Regions from separate parts of the Mus musculus genome. Here regions 1 and 2 are each linked to region 3. Evidence: chromatin loops called from intact Hi-C (ENCODE). Cell type or tissue: heart. All regions are shown on one strand.

Evidence for each region. A loop is a pair of places that touch in the nucleus more often than their neighbours do. Peaks named below come from ENCODE experiments on the same cell type or tissue, not always from the same donor. Only the 100,000 strongest peaks of a DNase experiment are listed, where the experiment ranks them.
Region 1: it touches region 3 in a loop (3-fold over the local background); 12 of 42 quality-filtered maps call a loop at or near these places.
Region 2: it touches region 3 in a loop (4-fold over the local background); 2 of 42 quality-filtered maps call a loop at or near these places.

What each region holds. Positions count from the first base shown.
Region 1 is chr1:170,774,475-170,782,474 of GRCm38, forward strand. The region is part of intron 14 of Atf6 (activating transcription factor 6); the gene reads right to left. Among named protein-coding and RNA genes, the nearest start is that of Gm23523, 27 kb to the left of the region's middle. In heart, a CTCF peak has its summit at 3,382 (motif pointing left); no DNase peak of the experiment used is centred here.
Region 2 is chr1:170,288,027-170,296,026 of GRCm38, forward strand. No RefSeq gene overlaps it. Among named protein-coding and RNA genes, the nearest start is that of Gm7694, 14 kb to the right of the region's middle. In heart, a CTCF peak has its summit at 4,662; no DNase peak of the experiment used is centred here; H3K27ac peaks cover 594 bases.
Region 3 is chr1:170,628,033-170,636,032 of GRCm38, forward strand. It overlaps the pseudogene Gm7299. Among named protein-coding and RNA genes, the nearest start is that of Olfml2b, 12 kb to the right of the region's middle. In heart, a CTCF peak has its summit at 4,548 (motif pointing left); a DNase peak (open chromatin) is centred at 4,559; H3K27ac peaks cover 544 bases.

The DNA.
Region 1 (8,000 bases), 150 kb after region 3:
CCTCAGTTATCCACTCTTCAAGGCCTCGAGTCAGAGCCAATGGCCTTTGAACTGGACACATTCCCTTACATAAGTCACTGTTTTTACTAATCCCACTTCTACCCACCCCAAATCTTTCAACTTTGGCACATGGTAGTCCCCATTGCACCCTGACCTTTTGAACCTCAAGGAATTTTTTATTCAAAGAAATATCCCAAGAGAAGCAGGCTGTAAATCTTGGCAGCTGCCTGAAGGAGGAAGATAGAGTCAACAGAGAAAAAAAAGGCCATGTCATTCCCTGCAATGCAGACAAGCCAGCATGGGATGAGAAGGGGGCTGTTGGAGAAAGAATAGAGCTCAGGCTGTTGTGGAAAGCATTCTTGGAAGAGGGATAGAGAGAAGAAAAGAGGTTACACTTCTCTGCGTAGTTCAGACTACAAAGCTGCATGAACACGCCCGCTAAGAGGCTGCATGCAGAGCCGACTCAGCATACAACGCTACCATCAGGTCACCTCAAGGGCCTCTATCTGTTCTCCCTGCGCCACTGGTGCTGTCTTTCTCTCAAAGGTATTTTTCATGCAATGGCAAAAGCCATTCTACAGAGATTTATTTCAAAGCATTGTATAATCAGACACAGTCTACTCGAGATAAATTATCCAAAAATTAGTCTACAATTTAAGTTGACAAACGTTTCTTAATTTTTTTTTAACAAAATACATACTGCACAGTGAATGAAAGGTTAACACAGTAGTGTCCTTTAGGACATCACAAATGCACATTATGGAAAGGCATCCGGAACTAATCAGTCTGAGGCTTAGTCATTCTGGAGGTTAAAGTGATACAAAAATCTATGAAAATAATCACCTCTGTTTACATATTACCAAGGTTAGTTTCTCAAATATGAAACATGAAGATCTCGCTGGAACCTCGTTAGAACACAGTGACACTCAGACTTGTAGAGCTGCACTTGAGTTCACTCATTCACTTTCAAAGACTGATTTCTCCAGTCAGGGAGACAGAGATGGCCCTGAGGAAGATGCTCAGGAGGAGGCTGGGCAAAGATCTCAGCCACTGAAGAGTTTGCTATGTAAGCATAAAGACCAGAGTTTGATCCTAGAACACTGGGTTAGAGGGTCCGTGGAGAGGATCTGGGAAGAGGTGAGGAAGGCAAAAAGCATGATCAGAATATAGTGTATGAAAAATAAATAACAAAAAAATTCAGGCAGAGTGGTATGTGCTTGTAATCCCAGCACTGGGGTGGGGTGGGTGGGGTGGGATGGGCAGAGTGGGAGGGGCAGATAGGAAGGTCTCTGGGGTTCACTGGCTAGCCAGTTCGGCCTCATTAGTGAGTTCCAGGCCAAGTGAGAAAGCCTGTTTAAAAATACAGTGGGAAGCACCAGAGGGACAACACCCACAGCTGACCTCTGACCTCTACACTTGTCCATATACATGTACATGCATCCACACCTATACATGCAACTCCTACATACACGTAAATGCTCAAGAAGCTGCTGTAGCACACATTTTCTATTACAAAAATAACTTAAAGATAGTACCAAAGTGATGGATTTGGCATCCATTTCATTAATTTTTCATTCATTTATTCTTTGTTGAATAAGTGCTACATACCTGGCACTATGCTATGTCATGGGGATAGGAGGAAGACAGAGACAGAGAGGTTTTGTGAACTCAATATACTTACACCACAGCAGAGACAACAGACATGAAGCCAACAGTAAGTCATTAATCAGTTAGATGTTTGCTTCAACTTGGAGCTACTTATCCATCCTGATGGCATCGATGGGTTAACCATACTAGAGATGCTACATCTCTTCAAACAGTATCTTCTCAGTAAGCTAGCAGTAATGTGTGCACATAGATCACACAATTACTAGACTTAAGATTTTTCAGGAAGAAATAATGAAACTCGAGGTCTAACGTTGCTGAAGGTGTCGAAAGTTAAACAAGTACGAGTCCAAAATGAACAAGTCACTGCATGTGGAGGGAGGAGATGGAAATGACATGAGTGTTTCAGACCTGAATCATAAACCATAGCTGTTTCCTATAATGTGATAATTGCTTCCTCCATAATTAACTTTTGTGACATCATGAAAGGCTTGCACCAAACTCTGTTAAGACATAAAATGATTTCATAAGCTACTTTGCTAGTTTTTAGCTTTTATATGAGGAGAACCTCGAAAACTATATATAAATTTAATTAGAAACAGTTCTATTAATATATATATATATTATATAGTTTTTCAAGACAGGTTTTCTCTGTGTAGCCCTGGCTGTCATGGAACCTGCTCTATAGACCAGGCTGGCCTCGAACTCAGAGAAATCTACCTGCCTCTGCCTCCCGAGTGCTGGGATTAAAGGCAGACACCATCACCACCCAGCAACGTTTATATTTTAAAGTCTTTTCCTCATTTATTAATAACAATTATTCATGACCTGGAAGACTTTTAATATCTTGGGAAGAGTTTAAACATTGCTTTAATTTTTAAATACAGTTTAGATTCAATATACCCTTTCTCTTTATAGTCCTACTGCAAATAAACAAAAACACTCTGCAACTTTCTCTATGCTTTACTTTAAACATAAAAACATCCCTACATATGAGAATGAACATTGCATTGACTTGCTTTATGTCCTTCAGAACACCTGTCAAGCACAAAACATAACTCTTCCTATATTTATGTGTAGGGTAACCAATTGCAGTGGTCTCTATCTGTAGGGAGAAAGTGCTTGCCTAGCACAGTCAAGCTCTCCCTGACTACACACAAGCACTCATGTCTTCTACTCAATGCCATATTTACCAAACCCTCCATTGGATCTCTTTCATTCTCTCTCTTATCTCTAGTGTGGATCCTTTTTGATCCCTCCACCATGAATGTGCCCACAGTCACGAGTACTTTCAGTCGATACAGATAAGTGAGATTTTTCATTTCTCATTCTCAGGGACCCTATGACACCTGGTGCTACTGACAGCCTCTTTCTGGAACTCTTCCTCTAAGTTTTAAACAAAATAAACAGGTTGATGTTTTTCTCCCTTATCTGTAGTACACTCTTCCATTTCTCTTCCTGCTCTTACAATGCTCCCTTGTGGTTTTCTGCTTGTTGTGTTTTTCCTATACAATTATACATTCTAGCAGGTGGCTTGGTTTTTCACAAGGGCTTGCCTTGGTCTTGTTCTCTTTGGAAATAAATCAAAGCAACTCTAATGTGTTTGGACAAAGAAAGTGACAGAATGAAACTCCAAATTGATTGTTCTGAAAGATATGAAAATAAAAGCTTTTAAAATGGCAATGTAGGAAAATGATTAATTCCACAGACTCTGGGTTTGTGAGATGGCTAGTAGTTAGGAACACTGGTTGCTCTTTCAGAGGTCCTGAGTTCAATTCTCATCAACCACATGGTGGATCTGATGCCCTCTTCTGGCAAGCAGGTGTACATGCAGACAGAGCACTCCCACATTTAAATAAACAAACACACACACACACACACACACATACACACACACACACAAACACACACGTGCACACACACGCACACGCACACGCACACACACACACACACACACACACACACAGACTCTGTGCTGAAACTTGCCTAGGTTAAATTCTAGCTCTGCCACTTTTGAACCATGTTACAGTAAACTTTCTGTACTTCACTTCCATAACTTGTAAAATGGGATAACTTCATTATAGAAATAATAACTAAAGGTTGATATATTGTGCACTATAGGGACATTAAGTAAATCACAAAACTGGCAGCCATCACAAAACTTTTAACTTCATATTTTGTTGTTTTTCAAAACTCTAAGACTGAACTATTTAGTAGCATCTAAGAGTTTAAAGCAATGCCACGGCCTTCTAGAGAAACATTGTTCCCCCATACACACACATGAAACTACAGAAATAAAAACCACATTTCTAAAGCTAAACTGGAAGTGACAGTCCTCTCTAAGGTTGTTGCTTTATAGATAAGAAATCTAAAGATACGAGGGTTATGTGTTTGTTCTAAGTCACAGTAAATATCAGTAAGAGGCACACTGAAAGCTAAACTGCAGGCCCTTATATATATATTCATTCTTCGAATATATCTCTGTTTGGAGAAAAATTTTCCACCATTACAAAAACCCTGAAATTTAATGTGAGGAAAACTATCAAAAGTTGATCTATCAACTATTAAATTCTGCCAAAATATTTGTTCATTTTTAAGATAGGGCCTCGCTGTGCTGCTAGGTTAGCCTCATTCTCCTGAGTGCTAGAATCACGCGTGTAAGTGTCGCAGTGCACATTTACTGATCTATGTATTTCCCTACTTACTGTCTGTTGACTGCTTTGGGGGTCTTGCTTTATGAGACAAGGTCTCACTATATACACCAGGCTGTTCCCTATCTCCTGGGTGCTGGGATTAAAGGCATGTGCCACCACACCCTGATACTGCTGTTTTGAGGCAAAGTTTTACTCTGTAGCCCAGGCTGGTCTTAGGCGCCTGGTTAGAAGCCTAGGTTAGTTAGCCTTGAACTCATGACCTCCTGGGCAGAGCTGCCCAAGGACTGTGATTATAGACAAGTGTCACTAGCTTCAGCCATTGTTCTAATGCTTTTTGTATTAGATGCTTTTTGCATCTTAAAGTTATTTTAACCTCCTTCTGCCTCAATTTTATCATCAATAATAAGACTAGAAATACATGGTTATATATAAGGAATTAATGAATATATTGAAAACAACTTTGTGGAGTACAAAGTCTGCATAAAGATGCCAATTTATGTATAATGAAATGAAAAGGGATTATAAAAAGAGTACTGATAATATACTCATTAAGTAAACTTTTTTTTGGGGGGGTGGGGGGTTTCGAGACGGTTTCTCTGTATAGCCCTGGCTATCCTGGAACTCACTTTGTAGACCAGGCTAGCCTCGAACTCAGAAATCCGCCTGCCTCTGCCTCCCAGAGTGCTGGGATTAAAGGCCTGTGCCACCACACCTGGCTCTCATTAAGTAAACTTACATGAAGAGGATACTTAAATAACCCTGTTCTATTGTTTTATAATACATGTCAAGACCTGAATGCAAGTCCATCTTAAGGAAAGTCAAAACTGAGAAAGAGTACTCTAAACAGGGGACTTTTAAAAAGAATTCCATCTTCTGAGGTAAGACGTTTTCTAAAATGCAATTATTACTCCAAGGTCAGCTACTCATTGTTCAGCTAGAACTTGGCTTGAAGGTCACATAAGAAAAGGCAGAAGAAAATGGCTGACCCTGTGTACACCCAAGCTGCAAACTCTGCAAACAAGAGAGCACTGACTTCTTAAAGCAACGTTTATAGACTAATTTATCTTATCAGTAAGGAAATTCCTCTGCTTCTAAGCACATTATGTGTGTGTGTGTAAAATTGTTTTGTATGCAATCAAGTACTTCTAATCACTTAATATGCTTTGCATATGAAATTAAACTTTTAAGGTTTAAATTATACACATTAAGAAAATATGCAGCCGGGCGGTGGTGGCGCACGCCTTTAATCCCAGCATCTGGGAGGCAGAGGCAGGTGGATTTCTAAGTTCCGGGCCAGCCTGGTCTACAAAGTGAGTTCCAGGACAGCCAGGGTTATACAGAGAAACCCTGTCTCCAAAAGGAGAGAGAGAGAGAGAGAGAGAGAGAGAGAGAGAGAGAGAGAGAGAGAGAGAGAGAGAGAGAGAGAGAGAAGAAGAAGAGGAGAAGAGAAGAGAAGAGAAGAGAAGAGAAGAGAAGAGAAGAGAAGAGAAGAGAAGAGAAGAGAAGAGAAGAGGCCATTCTTTATGTATTAGGAAATTAATATATGTATTGCTAGCAACAAATTGCTTTTGTGGTCACCCATGGGAATACACCTTTGGCAAGCATTTCATGTAAATAACACCACCAAGCAAAGTTTGCAATCATCAGAGCATTTTCTACAGTCTGTCTAAGGCTTTAAGTTTCTGACTCATGTACTCGAGCATGTTGCTTAAATCTGGTATAGGACAGTAACCTTTCTCCAGAGCTCACAGTAAGCCAAAGACCAGAGAGAGGTCTATTACAGCCCATCTGCTCCAAAAAGCTGTCTTACATTTGTATGAGAGTAAGAGTAACTTAAGGTTCTCCTTGATGACACTGAGAAACACTCGCAGTTCATCAGGTAGTTTCTTCACCTTGACAGCTTGGAGCCAAGACAGAAAGCTGCTGTGACTCTGGCTGGAGCACTCCAGGGAGAAGCCAGTGCTGCCTAACTCTGTTGCACGCCACATAGCTTATGCTGTGCAGAGCACTTCTTTATGCCAAACATGGAAAATACCTTGTAAATGAAATGCATGAAGAACAGTGCATTTCTAACAGCCACAGTATCTATACTCAACAGGTAGTGAGTGGCTGCCTGTACTGAGTATCAGGGTAGTAATTAACAAGCACACACTGCTTCCTGCCATTAGTAGACTTATGACACAGATGAGAGGAAGAGTGTTTCTGATTTAAAAATCAGGAGCTGACATAAGAAAGAGTTTTTAAAATAATCAAACTATTGTGTTATAATAATGTTTATGAAGGTTCAAGAGCCTGCACCAGCAAGCATTCATCTCCTGAGGATGCGTACAGCTAAAGTTCAGGTTTTCTCACAGTGTGGCCCCAGGCATAACGTTTCAGGCTTACAAAAGGAGAGCACACATGGTGAGCTAAATCCCCACAACAGTCCTTCATACAAGAGAGTACCAACTGACTGATAATGACCTTTGTGTCTGAGGAATCTGACTCAGCTATGTGTAAGAAAGACATTGGTGTTCTAGGTGCTATTTGCTGCTGAACCAGTTTGCTATGCTACTTCAATTCCTATATCATATATGGTGAGTCCCTATGGCTCTAGGTAATCCTTACAGCCTATGCCATATATACACGATGTGCTCATCTATGTCTTACAAGCAATTAAGGCATGAAATCCACCTCCAAATATGGTACTATCTTGAGGAAGAGGGAACACCTGGAGGAAAAAACCATCTCTGAGTCAGGCATATGGCTGAAGCTCAGCTCTTCCTTTATATCACAAATGCATTTGAAACACCCAAGAAGACACAAAAGTGTTTACTTATGATATGAAGAACAGGTACTAAAAACAAAAACAAACTAACAAAAACTAAAAATATGCAAAAGTATTCTTATGTATCTATCTTATTGAAAAAATAAATAGCAAATAAATTGGAATAATATTCATATATGTGTATGTGAATATATAAAAGACCTGTGTTTTTTCTCTCACCGCTCCCCACACCCATTTCTGGTACTGAGTGTGTGTGTGGTGCATGTAGATTTGGGTGGGTGGAAGCCAGAAGTCTACATAATGGCTCCACCTTATTTTTTGAGACAAGGTCTTTTACTGAATGCAGACTTTGCTAATTTGGCTATAGACCAATAAGCTCAAGGGCTCCTCCTGTATCTGCATGCCACCATGTCTAGCTTTTAAATGAATGTACCAAGCAGTTTGTTAACTGATCATCTCTCTAGCCAGAAAACCTGTTCTTAAAGAGAAACGGCCCCAAGATTTTAAAACTGTCTTGGAAAGAAGAATGTATGGACAGCATTTCAAAGGTCACTGGAATGACAGCTAAGGTCACAGTGTTCCTCACCCTTCTCCGTTTTTTTTTTTTTTTTCCTCCTCGTTGGAGTCACTTTCCTAACTTTCCTCTTCTGAGCATCTGCTGCTGGCCCATACTCATAACTTCATGTGCTTACCTTCTTTAACCCACGCACCCTCCCTAAATAAACTATTATACAAACACACTAAGAAAAAGAAACATCAAATTAACTTTTCCTTATTTATGTATAGTTCATTCAAAGTGCCTTGGAAGTTTGAGAAAAGCTATTCTTCACCCTGCCCTTCCAAATCATACCAAAACAAGTTTAAAGGGAGGGAAAAAGGAAAAAGACTTATGGGGAAACAAGGTGTGAGTGTCTGGAGCCCCAAGAGGAGAGGAAAGGGGAGGAGCCCACTGTGCGGAGGCAAAGATGCGCAGA
Region 2 (8,000 bases), 340 kb before region 3:
GAAACTTTGAGCATATGTCACTGGAAGAGTAAAGACCATGTTAATATTATTAATAATATAATTACAACATAATTATATTGAAATTACATATAAGTATGATATAATTATACTACTATATTATTATATAATTATTACAATTATTAATGGCTATTGCATGTGTTTGAAGTGCTGTTCTGTGAAGAATGTGTCTCTGAGTATAAAGCCAAATTGCAGAACTCAGACCAATGGCTGGGAGTTTGAGCAGAGCAGTTTTAGCCAAAGATAAAAAGATGGCTCGATTTCTGGAGCTGTCTCAGAGCCCAAGTCTGTCCTGCAGAATGGTCAAGGTGGGGGTGATATATTTTCCGACTCATCACTCCAATCTGTAGTGATCACAATGGAAAACTTCCCCTCTTTCTTCCTCCTCCCTCTTTTCTTTTTTCTCTTCTCCCTCTCCTCAAAGCTGAGTTTATGCATTCCTTAATTTTTAATTTACTATCTGCATCAGTCTATAAAAATATTTTAGTTTATTTCATTTCATAAATTTTCTTCCTTCCATTCCTAATTTCTTTTGTAGTGTTCACCTCCCTCCATGTGAGCCACTTCTATATTTTTGATAGAAGGTATTAGATTTGGGTGTAAAATACACAGTGCTGACTGTGGACAGGTGTCTCTGGAATTTCTGTACACAATATGATAGTGTTACTTCGATTTTCTTATTACTGTAGTTCTGGAAGTACTGTATGGTTGATCCCGCAGCTTTGAGTGCACGTCTTGCTCAGTGCCTCTATCTGACATGTCATGTTCCACAGTGTGTATCTGTCACATTTTTCATGACCCTGAAGTGGGGCATTCTCTAGACCAGATGGGTGGATCCATGGGCTCATATTTACTACATCATGAAGTTATTTATTTCCCTTATGCTCTGTGATTTTCTTGTTCTTGTCTAGGAAGGAGTCCTTCCCCACTTCAAGGTCATGAAAAAATGAGGCTTCATTTTCTTCTACTGATTTTTAACTTTTATCTTCTATATTTAGGGGTTAACAGCATAGAAAGGCTTTCCCCCTTTTCACTGACATATAACCCAGGGTCCAAAAAACCTCCCACACATAGTAGGTAATAAATATCTGTTGAATAAATGATGAATTTAGGCTTAATTATGTATATCATCGGAGGTAGAAACCTAACTATATTTTTCTTCAAATCAATTAAGCCCGTTTCACATTTCAATTGTAGGAGCCCTATTAGTTAGTAATCCATCTTAACAATGAATCTGCTTGGTAATTCATCTCTCCTCTCACTCAGATTTATGGCTCTTTCATTATACAATATCACAATAGTCTTAGTACTCCGGTTTTGCTATGTCTTACACCGTTGCCTTGATAAATTGTGGCTTATTGCCTGCTTTGTAGGACAAGTTGCCCTCTCCTATTTTTTCAAAACTATCTTAGCAATTCGTCATTATTCCAATATATTTTATGTTATATGTTAACTTGCTCAAGATATTGTGGTAGAGTTTTGAATGAAACTGCCATTGTCTTATCATTAGGAAAGAAATGGGTATCTTTGGGATATTTCCCTATACATATATATGCTTCCTGCATTTACCCAGTCATTTGTGGTGGTTTGTAAAGGAGATCCAAGTTTTTAACATACTGGCTTTGTATATTCCATTGTATTAATCCTTTTCAGTTGCCATAAATCTTATATGTGATTACTTTTTAACTAGTCTATGAGACTTGCAGAGTATTTTCTCATTATACCTGCTAGTTTATCTGTTGGTTCTGGGTTTGTCCTGTGTAAATTTCTCACTTAATAACATTTGGCTCTCTTTCTTTTCAATACTGATCTGTCCTCTTTTTAGGTTTATTTCATTGGCGAGGGCCCCTACTAATCCCTAGTCATCATAATGGATGCTCTTGTTTTATGTGCACTATTTTGGAGGAAATGTGGTAGTTTGAATGAGAATGGTTCCCATAGGCTTATGCTTTAGTTCTTGCTTGCCATTGGTGGAACTGTTTGGGAAGGATTATGAGGTGTGGCTTTGTTGGAAAAGGTGTATCACTAGGAGTGGGCTTTAAAGTTTCAAATGACTTGTGCCATTCCCAGTGTGCTTGTTCTCTTCTTGTTTGTGGATCAGAATGTGAGCTGTTAGCTGTTCCTGTCACCATATTTTTGCTCTGCCATCACAGACTCTAACCCTCGGAAACTTTAAACTCAAATAAACACTTTCTTTTATAAGTTGTCTTGGCCATGGGCTTTTGTCACAGCAATTGAAAAGTAAATAAGATAGGAATGTTTATTTTTTTTCAATTTAAGCATATTGTTATAGGTTTTTAGTAAGTATTTCTAATCAAGGCCATTTTAGGATTTTTACATGAAAAAAATGGAAGTTTATGGTTCTAATTTTCTGCATTTATCAAGATTGGCACATTCCTTATATCTTCACTGTGTTATAAAGTTTAGTCACTAAAATGAATGAAATAGGTATCAAACTAGCTATCCTTCCTTGCATTGGTTAACTTGATATATTGTGTTTCAATAAACTATTAAATTTAATGAGTTAATATATAAGATTTCTACACTAAAATTCACAAAACTGTATTTGTTGCTTTTTCTGTTACTGGAAGGACAAACTATTTGATAGAAGGAAATAAATGGAAAGGGGACTATATCGGCTCATGACTCCAGAAGTTTGCTTCATCACATGGAAGCCATGGCAATAGGATGGCATTATGGTGGCTTTTCACACTTGACAGATCCAGAAGCAGAAAAAAGGGAAACAGATGAAAAGCTGAGCTATAACCCTCAAAGACCAGCTAGATCCTACAACTTTCCAAAATAGTACTACCAGCTGGGGACCAGGAGTTCAAACACATGAGTCTGGGACTCGAGATGGCTCAGTGCTTAAAGTCACTGGCTACACTTTCAGAGTTCAATTCCCAGCACTCATACAACAGCTCAGAACTATATATAACTCCAGTTCCCAGGGATTCAATATCTTCTGACTTTTATGAACACCATATAGGCATGTGATACACAGACATGCATGGAGGCAAACACACCCATTCACATAAAAAATTATCTTAAAAGATAAGGCAAATTAACAAAACACATCAGTCCATAGAATATTTCAGCCCCAAACCATAATACAGCAAGTAAATGAATTAAAACCTTTCACCTTTCCCTAGCTGTTCTTTTAATATGTTAGTATTTGTTTGTAAAATTAAGTGTGAGCCTTTCATGAAGAGAAGGGTTTTATCATTAATTAAACATAAAAATAAAAATTGATTTATCACATTATTTTACCAGTGTGGTCTTTTTGTTTTGCAGTGATTTTTTTCCATTATTTTTTCCATAGTGATTGACATTTCATTTTCATTGACATGCCATTCTCTTTATTATTTTAATGCTCTTTTTACAGATTTATCTCATTCATTACTCTGTGTCTTCTCTTTCTCTTTGATATTAATCAATTCTATCTTAGGCATTTCAGAGTCAGTCATTTATATCCATTTTGAGTCAGGGTCTTCCTATGGAGCCCAGGCTGGCCTCAGACAGACAGCACCCTATTCTTTCCACTTACTGTCCTTTTGTTTTCCTTTTCCCTCCTCTTCTGCTATCAACTGAGAAGAAGGAATTATTGCTTTAAATATGAAAGCTCTATTGAACTGTTTTGGTTTACCCAATACTCATTATAGCCTATATTTCTGGGTTTTTATTTTCCTACAATACTGTAAGTATATGGATTTCTACAATTTAGGAAATCCTCATTTTCCTTGTGACCATCACTAATCCCATGTGGTTTTCTGATATTATTTAAAATTCAGCCCATTCATTTTGTGTCCTTTATCACTTAAATGACAATAAATTCTGGAGTCAATTACCCATCCTTTCTTCTTATGCACCTCCAAGTATACAGTACCCTCCTGATTCATTAGTATTCTTACTAGCATGCTTACTGCAAGGGAATTTTTGTATCCTAGAAAATTTTTAGAATCCCCATTAAAGCTGATCTTTTGAGTGATAAACCTTCTTTAGTCTTAAATACTTTATAATGTCTTTTAGATTTTATACGTTTTAGGCATTGTGATAACTAACTAAGTAGCAAATGGTAGATTAAAAGCTCACAATGTAAAAATGCTAAGTCACTAACTTTAGTCCCTTTAACTTTGTGCATGGGCATCTTACTGAGAAAGCACTAACTGCATTCTCCTTCACAGTTGGTTATTTTTCCTGGAAATTTAAAAGCTGGGTTTATAATATTAAATTTCTATGAATTGTTACCAATTATACATTTTTGAAATTCTGTGTGTCTCTGCTCCCCTCTCCCCACCTCTAACTGTGTGCATCATCATGAACTCAAACATTTGGACACCCTCAATCACTATGTAACTAAGGTTGCCCTGGAACTTGCTAGGCAGCTCAAGCTGCTCTCAAATTCCAGATTCCCTCATGCAGGCACTATAGGACTGCATGGCCATTCCAGACACTATACTTTTATTCAAAGTCTTTCTTCCCATCCGTTTCTCTCCTCATCTGGAATGTCTAGTTAAGAAGTGTCATCTCTCTTAATTTTTTTCCTCCACAAACTACCCGTGGGTGGAATGATGTTAGTGTAAATACCAGCTACTCTAGGCAGAGGGCAGCATTTATTAATGCCATTTTTGTCATGAAAAATCTTTTGTGGAAGGAATGAGAAACTGCGATCCTAAATCAATCCACACGGGGTCAGGCAGCCATCAAGAAAAATAGTACCACAAGGATTTTTGTTTTGTTTTGTGTGTGTGTTTTTTTCCCAAGCACTGTTTGAGTAACCATGGTAGCTGCAAAACCTGACCGATTTTCCTTGGCAGGTATTTGCCAAACAGAACTCAGTGCCCAGTTGAACGCTTGAACTTCGGAGTCGATAACCAGGTAAGCACATAAGCCGTCCCTCCAGGGGTTTGTAAGCACTCCTGCCTCTTGGCTCCATCGTCTTCTGCAAGAGGAAATGCTTACATGTCAGCGCAGATTCTTACAAACACCCTGGAAAATCAATGTTTTGTGGAGACCCTAACAGCAGCTTTGTTATTGGCTGACATGGATGATCGACAAAGTCCTTAAAATCCCTAAAGTTTTGATCTGGGGCCTAGGAGACAAGGATAAGGTCTCTTACTTTGAAGTGTTACCATAGGGGTTCCATGAAATTCCTAGCACCATTTAAAAAACATAGTCTGCTGTTCCCTCTTCTGGAAAAAGAACAAGGGGTAGAGAAAAGGGTCTCTAAATTCCCATTTTGAAAGAATAATCAGTGTTTGGAGAAATTCCATTTATCCTTGGAGAAGGTCAAACTCAAAAAGATATTTCTAGGCCATGACTAGTTCCTGGAATTGCTCATTAGACTGGTGTGATGGAAATGCACAGAGTTACCGGATGGTGGCAGGGAAGATGAGTGACATCTCCACCACCCCTCATCCTCCACCCCCACTCGTGCACACATGATAACCCTGGCCTTCTGGGGCTCACTTTTCTTTTCATCAGGTGTATGGTTCATAGCCCTCCACCTCTCCCGCCCCCCCAGTCCTGCCAAGATAGCTCCCCTCAAGATGTGAGAATTAATGAGATCATGCACGTCGGGTTTTCTGACCACAGTAAAAGCTTATCTGTGTCTGGAAAATGGGCTTAATAAGATTATAGCATTCCAGAAAAATTCAAGTGAGAGGGCATGTGCAAACTGATCAGAACAATTGCTGGACTAACTACATAGGAGCTTCAGAGATACAATTAACCACCAGTGAAGGCCTAGAATGGCAAATGGATTATTAAGAACTGAAGATGGTATGAGCCCTGTCCCAAAAGCTCTCAGAGACTTGAGGAGAGACACAAAAGGCTGTACTGCTCTGCAAACCACCTGGGACTATATGACCACACAGCATGGGGTAGGGTGGGGTTTGAGGGTGAATATTCCCCATATGTTGAGGGTGAATATTTTCCATATGTTTAAGCGTTTGCATACTTGGTCCCCCAGCTGATTGGTGCTATTTGGGAACATATAGCTCAGCCTGGCCCAGACCTTGTGACTTCACATTCACAATAGACTGGGAACAGCAGAAAGAAACAGAGGGAGGGGAAGACACCGGTGGAAATGTGAAGGATGAATTGTCAAGGCCTGACAAAATCGGAGGAAGGCGCAAGTGTAGCTGAGGCAGTGGTGGTGGCGATTACCTGTAATCCCAGCACTTGGGAGGCTGAGACAGGAGGGTTGCAAGTTCAAGCCTATCCTAGGCTATGTAGTCAAACCCCAACTCCAAAAACCAAAACTAAAACAAAGGCAGGGAAGAGATTCTGGGCAATTTGGGGTCCATGGGTCCTGGGGTCCTGGTGTTCTGATGTTCTGGGGTTCTGGGGCAGAGATGAAATAGCAGCATAAAAGCTTGGAATAGTAGGTAGGTTGAGGCTGGGCAGAGGGTGACCTAGAGTACAGAGAACCATCTGACATCTCACTTCACAGCAAGGCCCTAGTCCTGGTCACAACATACACTACCCAGAGTCACTGACTGATATGGGAGAGGCCGGGCCAAAGTCCCTAACCCATACTCTAACTACTCTTACACGTGAGCTGTAATGCACACAGTCGCTGCCCATACAGGCCAACACAGTATCTCCAAACAATGAAGCTTCCCCAGCCAAACCTTCTCAACTACAAAGCATTCTCCAGCTCTGCTCTTTGTCCCAGACAACACACAGGACTAACTATGCCACGAAGGCTAATCTAAACAGTTTACGAAGAACCAAGGGGCACATGGGAAGTCTGGGCCGGTCAACTGCAGGTGTTGGGAACTCATCTACAGTGCTGATGTCTCAAGCTGGTTGGACTTACTTCCCTCTGCCTCGGAAGTCCAGGCTTGACTACCCTTCGGTGGCTGGGACAATCCCAAACTTCCTGGGGAGCAGTGCGTTGGCCCACGGTGTAGGCTGAACATCAGATCGAGCCAACTAGGATTATGTAAGAGGCACAAGCTTCGGACAGATAAGGCGGCAAACAGAGGGATGCTTTAAGGAAGAAGGTAGCTAAGCAGATGGCATTGGGAAGAGCTGACTATTGAAATGGTAAAAGGAGAAGAATGCTGCAGTTTGCTGGGGGGTTTGATTTGTGGGCCTTTTTCTTTTCCTATAGTAAAGGAAAACACAGGCCATGTTTTCTGCTCCATGCAACCAACATAAACTTAAGCAACTCCCACGGGAGAGAATGCAGTCTGGTGTATTCCAGTTGGTCCTTAAATATTTCTTCAGGCCTGCTTCTCTGTCTGTATTAATAGCCACGTTTCCTGGGGGTAGAGCTTCCCCAGGCTCCCTTGGGCTGGCCTATTCATCATGGCAGCAGCTGGAGATAAGCTGGACACAAAGACTCGTGTCTCAAGAGGGTCGGTCCCTAGATACCGAAAGTGGAGGAATTTTCTCATTAGTACGAAGTTGGTGGTGGGAAGACTGGGCTTTCATCCTGTGCCCCTGGTGAACATGACAGTAGGGAGGAAGGCTCACCGGAGGGGGAAAGACCTCCACAGGGATTTCACTGCACAACTGGAAGATTCTGAAGCAAGCTTTCTTGAGAGATGAAAAGCAGACACGCCACTTGTACTTAGGAGATAGTGAGTCTGAACACATGATCAATCTGTGCTTGTCCCTACTCCCAGGAGAGCCATGGTGGTGGTGGTGGTGGTGTGCTTCATGTGAGGTGTTATAAACCTGGAGGACCTTGTGGGGAGCACTGCTGAGTGAAGCCTAGATGACCCAGAGGGTCAAAATCTCAAGAGCTAATCATGGCCAGGCCGGGCTTGGAAATTCAGAGGTTTGGGATGGCAGGGAATGAAGAGACAATGGAAGCCTACAAAGTTCCTGAACATTCTTAGCATTCACATACCTCAGATTAATTCCAAAACTGGTGAGAAAGCTGACCAATAGGAAATTCTCTGAGTTGGGAACAGCATCTGGGGTGCAGGCTCAGAATTTCAACCAGGGTTCCCCACTAGCATTGCACT
Region 3 (8,000 bases):
CCTTATACCTCTGCCTCCAGAATGTTGGAATCACAGGTGTGAACTGCCATGCTCAACAGGATCTGCTCTTAGTTGACTTACAAATCACTGATATTGGAGGTTGCAGAGTCGAGCAATCCATTATCAACTTTTCACCAGCCTACTGGTGTTTATACCACAGATATGTGGGTTTTAAAACTGCCTACATTTTTAGCAAAAATGTAAAGGCCGCTTTTGCTAAAAACACCAGTTCTTCACTTTAGCATGAAAAGATAAGATAAGGGGCTGGAGAAACGGCTCAGCAATTAAGAGTACTGGCTGCTTTTCTGGAGGTCCTGAGTTCAATTCACAGCAACCACATGGTGGTTCACAACCATCTATAGTGGAATCTAATGCCCTCTTCTGGCATGTAGGTGTACATGCAGATAGAGCACTCAAATGCATTAGATAGGCACTCAAATGCATTAGATAGGCACTCAAATGCATTAGATAGGTAGATAGGTAGATAGGTAGATAGATAGATAGATAGATAGATAGATAGATAGATAGATAGATAGATAGATAGATAGATAGACAGATCTATCAAAAGAGAGAGAGATCGGCTCAATGACTACAGTGGGATGAAAAGCTTGATGTCTCTGTCTTCATGCTTTGTCTGTTCCCTGCCTATTTGAATCTTTCGATTCTACTTAGATCTACATGTAGACAACATTAAGCACCTAGAAATTAACATATAAAAATCAGTAGCCTTCCTATCTACACATTACAAAAAAAAATCAGGAAATAGTACCTTTCATAATAGCCTCAAAAATAAACAAGCAAACAAACAAACAAACACAAAAACAAAAAGTCTTGGGATATCTCTAACCAAGCAAATGAAAGACTTGTATGTATAATACAAACTTTAAGGCACTGAAGAAATCAAAGAAGACACCAGAAGATGGAAAGACCACCCATGCTCATTGTGAAAATGATCATCTTACCAAAAGCAATATAGAGATTCAGTATAATCCCCATCAAAATACAAGCACATTCTTCATAGAAATTGAAAAATAAAAACTTCAACTTCCTAGGGAAACACACACACCAGGATACCTAAGACAATCCTAAATAATCAAAGCAATATCCATATTTCAAGCTATATTACAGAGATACTGTAATAGATACAGCATAGTATTGGCATAAAAACAGACATGCTGATCAATAGAATCAATTATGAAGACTCGGGCATAAATGCACACATATATGGACATCTGACCTTTGACAAAGAAGCCAAAAACACATGCTGGAGAAAAAAAAAACTTCAATAAATGGTGCTGGTAGAACGGGATGGCTGCATGTAAGAGAATGCAAATAGATCCATGTTTATCACCTGCACAAAACTCAAGTCCAAGGAGACACTTCATCCCTGGCTCACCCTCTCCAAAAACAGCCTTAATTGATAGGTTGAGATGGGATTCACTGGACCTAGAATTATTTATAACATCTGGAAAGATTGTATCAGAGTTGTAAAGATTAAATGAAAGTATCAATTTTCAAATTTCCAATGGAAATAAGAAGTGATTAATTGTTTTATATGTTATATATTTTACATATAAAATAACAAACGTAACATTAGACTTCTCTATTTATTTTTAATGTTGGAGTTTGCACTCCGGGCCTGGCATATCCCAGGCAAAAACTCTACTGCTGAGCTACCTTCCCAGACCTCATTAACATTAATGGAGGGAATGGGAAGAGTCTTAGCTGAGCATTACCGAGAGCTGAAGTCTGCCTAACACAGTGAGATTCCCCATTCTCAGTGTCTCAGCTTAGTGATGTTCTTCTCAGTATCTCATACCATTCTTCATCCTCAAGCCTGGGCTAAGATGGAGTCAGGTTTGTATGAGAACCTTTTTTTTTAAAATTACATTCCTGTGTGTGTGTGTGTGTGTGTGTGTGTGTGTGTGTGTGTGTGTGTGTGTGTGTGTGTGTACATGTGCATGTGAAGGTCAGAGGACAACTTGAAGGAGCCAGTTCTCACCATTAACCATGTGGGTCCCTGGCTACTCAGGTTGCTAGGATTAGAGTCAGGAGACTGTCAGTGTCTTTGTAACATACTGAACAGGTGTCTGAAATTGCTTTTATATTTTAATTGTGAGGATGTTCACACTTACGGCTATAAAGAGCGTAAAGCATTATTTTCAGTTATTTGTGATGAGCTTTCTGGAAGACATTGGCATTTGGAACAACAAACAGAGGAAGCAAGATCTACCCTCAGCCTAGATAGAGTAAATAGATTTAAAAAAAAAAAAAGTTCTTATCTCTTCTAGAGCTGGGACAGCCTTGTTCTCTGACATCAGAATCCCAGGATCTCAGACCCTCGACTTCATACTGAAAGTCATGCTTAGCTCTGATGGTTCCCAAGGTTTTGGATTTAGACTGAGCCAAGGTGCAGGTGGCAAAGCATGGGACGCGCGACATCTGGAGTGTGTATAAATAGGACTCAATGGGCAGGGAAGGCACATTTGCATGGCTAGCCTTACAACGATTTGTTTGTTTCACATCTTCGTCTTTGTGTTCCCTGATCTTCACTTTGTTGAGAGGAGCCCAGCAGAGAGCTTCTCCTGAAGTCCAGGCTGGTCCTGGTCACACCTGCTGGCTCATGCTTATTCGATGGAGGCCTGGTGGTTTCTGCTGAGTCATGCCACCACTACTGATTCATGTTTGGTATCCTGATACTATTGAATTACTACTGGTATCCTGACAAAAAGGGATTGGAATTGCCCTAAAGGAACTATTGTAAATGGATCCACATCCCCTTGTCCTATTTACCATCTTTTCTCCCCTACCTTTGGATGGTGGGCTAGAAGGGGGGGGTGTCGAAGTATTTGAAAACTCTTATTAAAAGTTGGCTTTTTGCTCTTCCTGTAAGCGGCCAGAGGTCACCTGCCAAGATGGTTCGCTACTCTCTTGACCCAGAAAACCTCACAAAATCATGCAAATCAAGAGGGTCAAACCTTCGTGTTCACTTTAAGAACACCCGGGAAACTGCCCAGGCCATCAAGGGTATGCACATCCGCAAAGCCACCAAGTATCTGAAAGATGTCACTTTAAAGAAGCAATGTGTGCCATTTCGGCGGTATAATGGTGGAGTCAGTAGGTGCGCCCAGGCCAAACAGTGGGGCTGGACACAGGGTCGGTGGCCAAAAAAGAGTGCTGAATTTTTGCTGCACTTGCTTAAAAATGCCGAGAGTAACGCTGAACTTAAGGGTTTAGACGTAGATTCTCTAGTCATTGAACACATCCAGGTGAACAAGGCACCTAAGATGCGCCGACGAACCTACAGAGCTCATGGCCGGATTAACCCATACATGAGCTCCCCTGCCACATTGAGATGATCCTCACTGAGAAGGAACAGATCGTTCCAAAGCCAGAAGAGGAGGTTGCACAGAAGAAGAAGATATCCCAGAAGAAATTGAAGAAACAAAAACTCACGGCTCGGGAATAAATTCAGCATAAAATAAATGCAGATAAAGTTTTTTAAAAGGTTGGCTTTTTAAAAAAATCGAAGCCTACAGTACCCCTGTGAGGAAGACCTCCTGTACACTCCCCAAGATGTGTCTGATTCCCTCTTCTCTACGTCTCCCCAGAGGGATGCATGCTCTTTTACAGAGATGGCTGCGCCCTGGAGAGAAGGAGCCCATTAGACCTGGGCTCTGCCTCTTAAGGGGCATTGGTTCTAGAAAACCCAAAATGTCGCTGTAGCCTTCCAGTCAGTCAAGAGGTTTGTGGAAGTCGAGTGACTGAGCGAGTTCTTACCTTAGGTCTGACACACAATTGGTCCAGTGAGTTCTGAGACTTCTCTGTGGTGGTTTCTCCAGGTGTTAGTACATGGTTAGACTGGGCATGCCTGGTCTCTGACAAAATCCACACAATGGTTCCCAAACCTATGGGAGAGCCATTAGAGTGAGAAAGATTAACTAGAAGCACTAGAGGTGTCTCTGTCTAGGAAAATAGTGACCCAGAAGCAATGCTCCATTCTGAACGGGATTGCAGAATGTGTGGAGAAGAGGACTAGCCTCGTGCAACCTTCAAGTCTTGAAAGGTGCAATGGAAGTGGTGTGGTTTGTTTGGATGGGAAATGGGCCCTACAGACTCACATCTTTGAACATTTGGTCCCCAGACAGTGGCTCTGTTTTTGTTTTGTTACGGAAGCTTTAGGAGGTGACCCCCACCTCTTAAGATCTCACAACGGGGGTTCAATTTCAGCTAGAGTTTGGGGGGGGGAGATATTTAAACCACAGAAAATTCTTAAGAAAAATATACAATGAGAGATAAGTTTCTTCCCCCCAAGAAGTAGAAAACAGATAAAATAGCACAATCACACTGGCAGACCTGGGCATGAGACAGTTTTCCTGACGCCTGTTGGCCTTTACCCAGATGAAGGAGAGGGAAGGAGGAAAAGAATCTGGTTGGAGTTGGAGGAAATGAACTCAGATAGCAATGTGATGGGTTTTGGAAAATGACACCAGACAGCAGGTGTCACTATACCCCAAGTCTGAAAGCTGAATCTTCCAAAGTTGAGTGAGTGCCATCTGCTGGCTGGGCTCCGTCCTGCCATGCCTCTTCCTGCAGGGCTGTCCTAGAAATTCTGCTTAGGCTAGAGATTCAATAACATGCTGGACACCTGTGCATGACTCCCTGGGAATCCTAGCAGTACGCCATCAAATTCTATGATTGAAGAGCCAGCCCTTTGAGACACCAGGGAAGTTAAGCCCTTTAAGCCAGGGTTTGCAAATTTGTACTAAGGTAATTACCAAGTTATAGGGAAAGAAAAAGGCTAAGCAAAGTAGAGTATATACCCTGTAGTGGTTTGAGTGCGAATGCCCCCCCCTTAATAAGCTCAAATATTTAAATGTTTATTTCCCAGTCGGTGGTCAGTTTAGGAAGGATTAAGGGGTGTGGCCCTGTTGGAGGAGCTGTGGGCTTTGAGGTGTCAAAAGTCCGTGCCAGGCCCAGCTTCTCTCTGTGTCTGTTGTCTTCAGATGGGGAAATAAGCTCTTAGCTACTGCCACAGTGCCATGCCTGCCTGCTGCCATGACCCCCACCATGATGGGTGTGGATTAGCCCATGAAGCTGTAAGCAAGCCTCCAGTTAAACTCTTTCTTTTATAAAGTGCCTTGGTCATGGTGTCTTTTCACAGCAATAGATCTGTAGCTAAGGTATACCCTACCCAAAGACATTCAAATTCATAAACGAAAACAAACGAAAAATAATAGTGCTGGCCTAGTTAACACATCTGCAGCCTATGACGAGCCATTCGTTCAGGTAAAAGGTGAGCGAGTACCCAACATCATTGAGCCTCGAATGCTGAGGACACACAGAGCATTGGTGGAGATGCTAGAGGCAGGGTAAACAGAGCCATTGATGGAGATGCTAGAGGTAGGGTAAACAGAGCCATTGGTGGAGATGCTAGAGGCAGGGTAAACAGAGCCATTGGTGGAGATGTTAGAGGCAGGGTAAACAGAGCCATTGATGGAGATGCTAGAGGCAGGGTAAACAGAGCCATTGGTGGAGATACTAGAGGCAGGGTAAACTGGGCCATTGGTGGAGATGCTAGAGGCAGGGTAAACAGAGCCATTGGTGGAGATACTAGAGGCAGGGTAAACTGGGCCATTGATGGAGATACTAGAGACAAGATGCTATTACATCTTCCGTTGATGTAATTTACTTCTTTCCTCATTCAAAGGGTACCAATTGCCCAAGGGGTGGGACACAGTGCAGGAGACTTAGGGAGACCATAATCCAGCTTTGTCTTCATGAAGCTATCAGACACTGGAGCATGTGACCTGAGTTCAGCAGTCTGAGAATTTCAGAGGTTTGTGAAGGTTTTCAAATGCTTATACCATTTTTTCCCCATATCACCTAGACTGACTTTTCTTTAGTAGGACCTTAAAATAATTCTCTTTTAAAAAAAAGTTTAGGCTCAAACAATAATCATGGAGTAATGAGTTTTACATTTTTAAAAATTTTTAATTATAGGAGTGGGTTTTTGTTTGATTGCTTGCTTGTTTTAAACTGTGCATGTGCATGTGGGGTGTGTGTGTGTGTGTGTGTGTGTGTGTGTGTGTGTGTGTGTGTGTGTGTGTGTGTGAGTGTGAGTGTAGAGCCTGAGAATGCCAGAAGATCCCCTGGAGCTGAGGCTACAGGAAGTTGTAAATGCCTGACATGGGTACTGGGACCCAGACTCAGGTCCTCTTTGAGAGTAGTATGTACTCTTGGCCAGAGTCATCTCTCTACCCCACCCCCTATATGTTGTTTTTCTAACACACTTCAAAATGAAAACCAAAACCAAAACAAAAACCTAAAGAGCAATTAAAATTAAAAGTGAGCATCTAGCACCTGAAATATGACCAAGTGCTCCGGACAGAATAAATGTCACATGCTGGAGAGCAGAGAAACCTCACTTCACAGGTGTGAGTGTACCAGGGTTGACTCGTGAACAGATAAGCCCTGGGTTCTAGGTGGACTAAGAACTGTGCTCTGATGATGCACACTCGGTGAGTTTGTTTTCTCTCCCATGGCATAAAGGAAAAGGTGTCTGTTTTCCCGGCATGGCTTAGAGAAATGGGGAGAGGTCGTAAACCATCCTCATCCTACAGCCAGCTACAGTTCAACAACCAGGCTCAGCTGAGACAGGAGACGTCCACCAAGAGTGACCAGCGAATTCACTCATTGCAGCCAACCTTGGGATAGCCAGGCTACCCCTCCCCTGTCCCTTACCTGGCATACAGTAGCTCTCCAGTTAGAATTTAGGGATTATCAATTAATTAATACTCATTAAACTAGAATTTAAGGAAACAGGATGCAGAGTTGTTGAGAATCATACCATGAAAATACTTTTCACCGCTTAGGTATTCGGTGATCTCTGCAGCAAACAATGGCTTACAGGAATGTGGAAAGCTACATGCAAGGCCATTGTGTTTGAGAGCATTCAACAGGATCAATAAATCAAGCTCCTTGGTTTTGCTCAAGAATCTGGCATCTTGGGAACACCTTAAATCCCAGCACTTTGGAGACAGAGGCAGGTGGATCTTTGTGAGTTCAAGGCCAGTCTGGACTACAGAGCAAGAAAGCCAGGGCCACACAGAGAACCCCTGTCTCAAAAACAAAAGAAAAGAAAATGAAAGGAAAAGAAAAAAAGAAAGAAAGATAGGTGGAAGGAGGGAGAAAGGGAGGCAGGAAAGAAGGAAGGAAGGAAGGAAGGAAGGAAGGAAGGAAGGGAGGGAGGGAGGGAGGGAGGGAGGGAGGGAGGGAGGGAGGGAGGGAGAGAGAGAGAGATTGAGAGAAAAGAAAGAAAGAAAAAGAAAGAAAGAAAAGAAGGAAGGAAGGAAGAAAAGAAGAGGAAAACAGAAAGAAAAGAAAAGAAAAAAAGAAAAGAAAAGAAAAGGACTCAGCATCTTAGGTTTAAAATGAGCCACTTGGAAATCATCTGGTCAAACCAATTTCTTGGCAAGATACAAAACTGAGGTCTGGGGCTTCTCAGAGAGGCCAGTGCCTTCCCAGGTCCACACAACTGAGGTGGCAACTCTGAGACCAGATGCCAGGTCTCCTGGGCTCAGCTATCTTACTACCCACAGACTACATTCATGTTTGTATAGTTCTGTCATTTTGCATGTAGTGGTTAGAATATCTTTCAGTGTGGAATTGTAGAAAGACTGTCTGTGGGCAAGGTGCTATTAAAAGCCAACTGAACACTCAGGATGGAGCAGAACTGGAGTCAAAGCTGGCCCTAGACATGGGCCACACAGAAAGACGCAGAATGGGATGTCAAAAGGAGGGGCGGAGTGGAATGCAAGAGAGGTATTTTATTAATGTATTTCCTCTCTTTATCTTTCCTCTCTTGTTTTTCTTTAAGATCATATCATGTTCTCCTCCTTTCAAGAGAGCTTGTTAGAATCAAACAGTATTTTCTGTCAGCCTCGGGCATCTACACAGCAAAAAAATGTGTAATAGCACACCAAAAATGAATCGGCAAG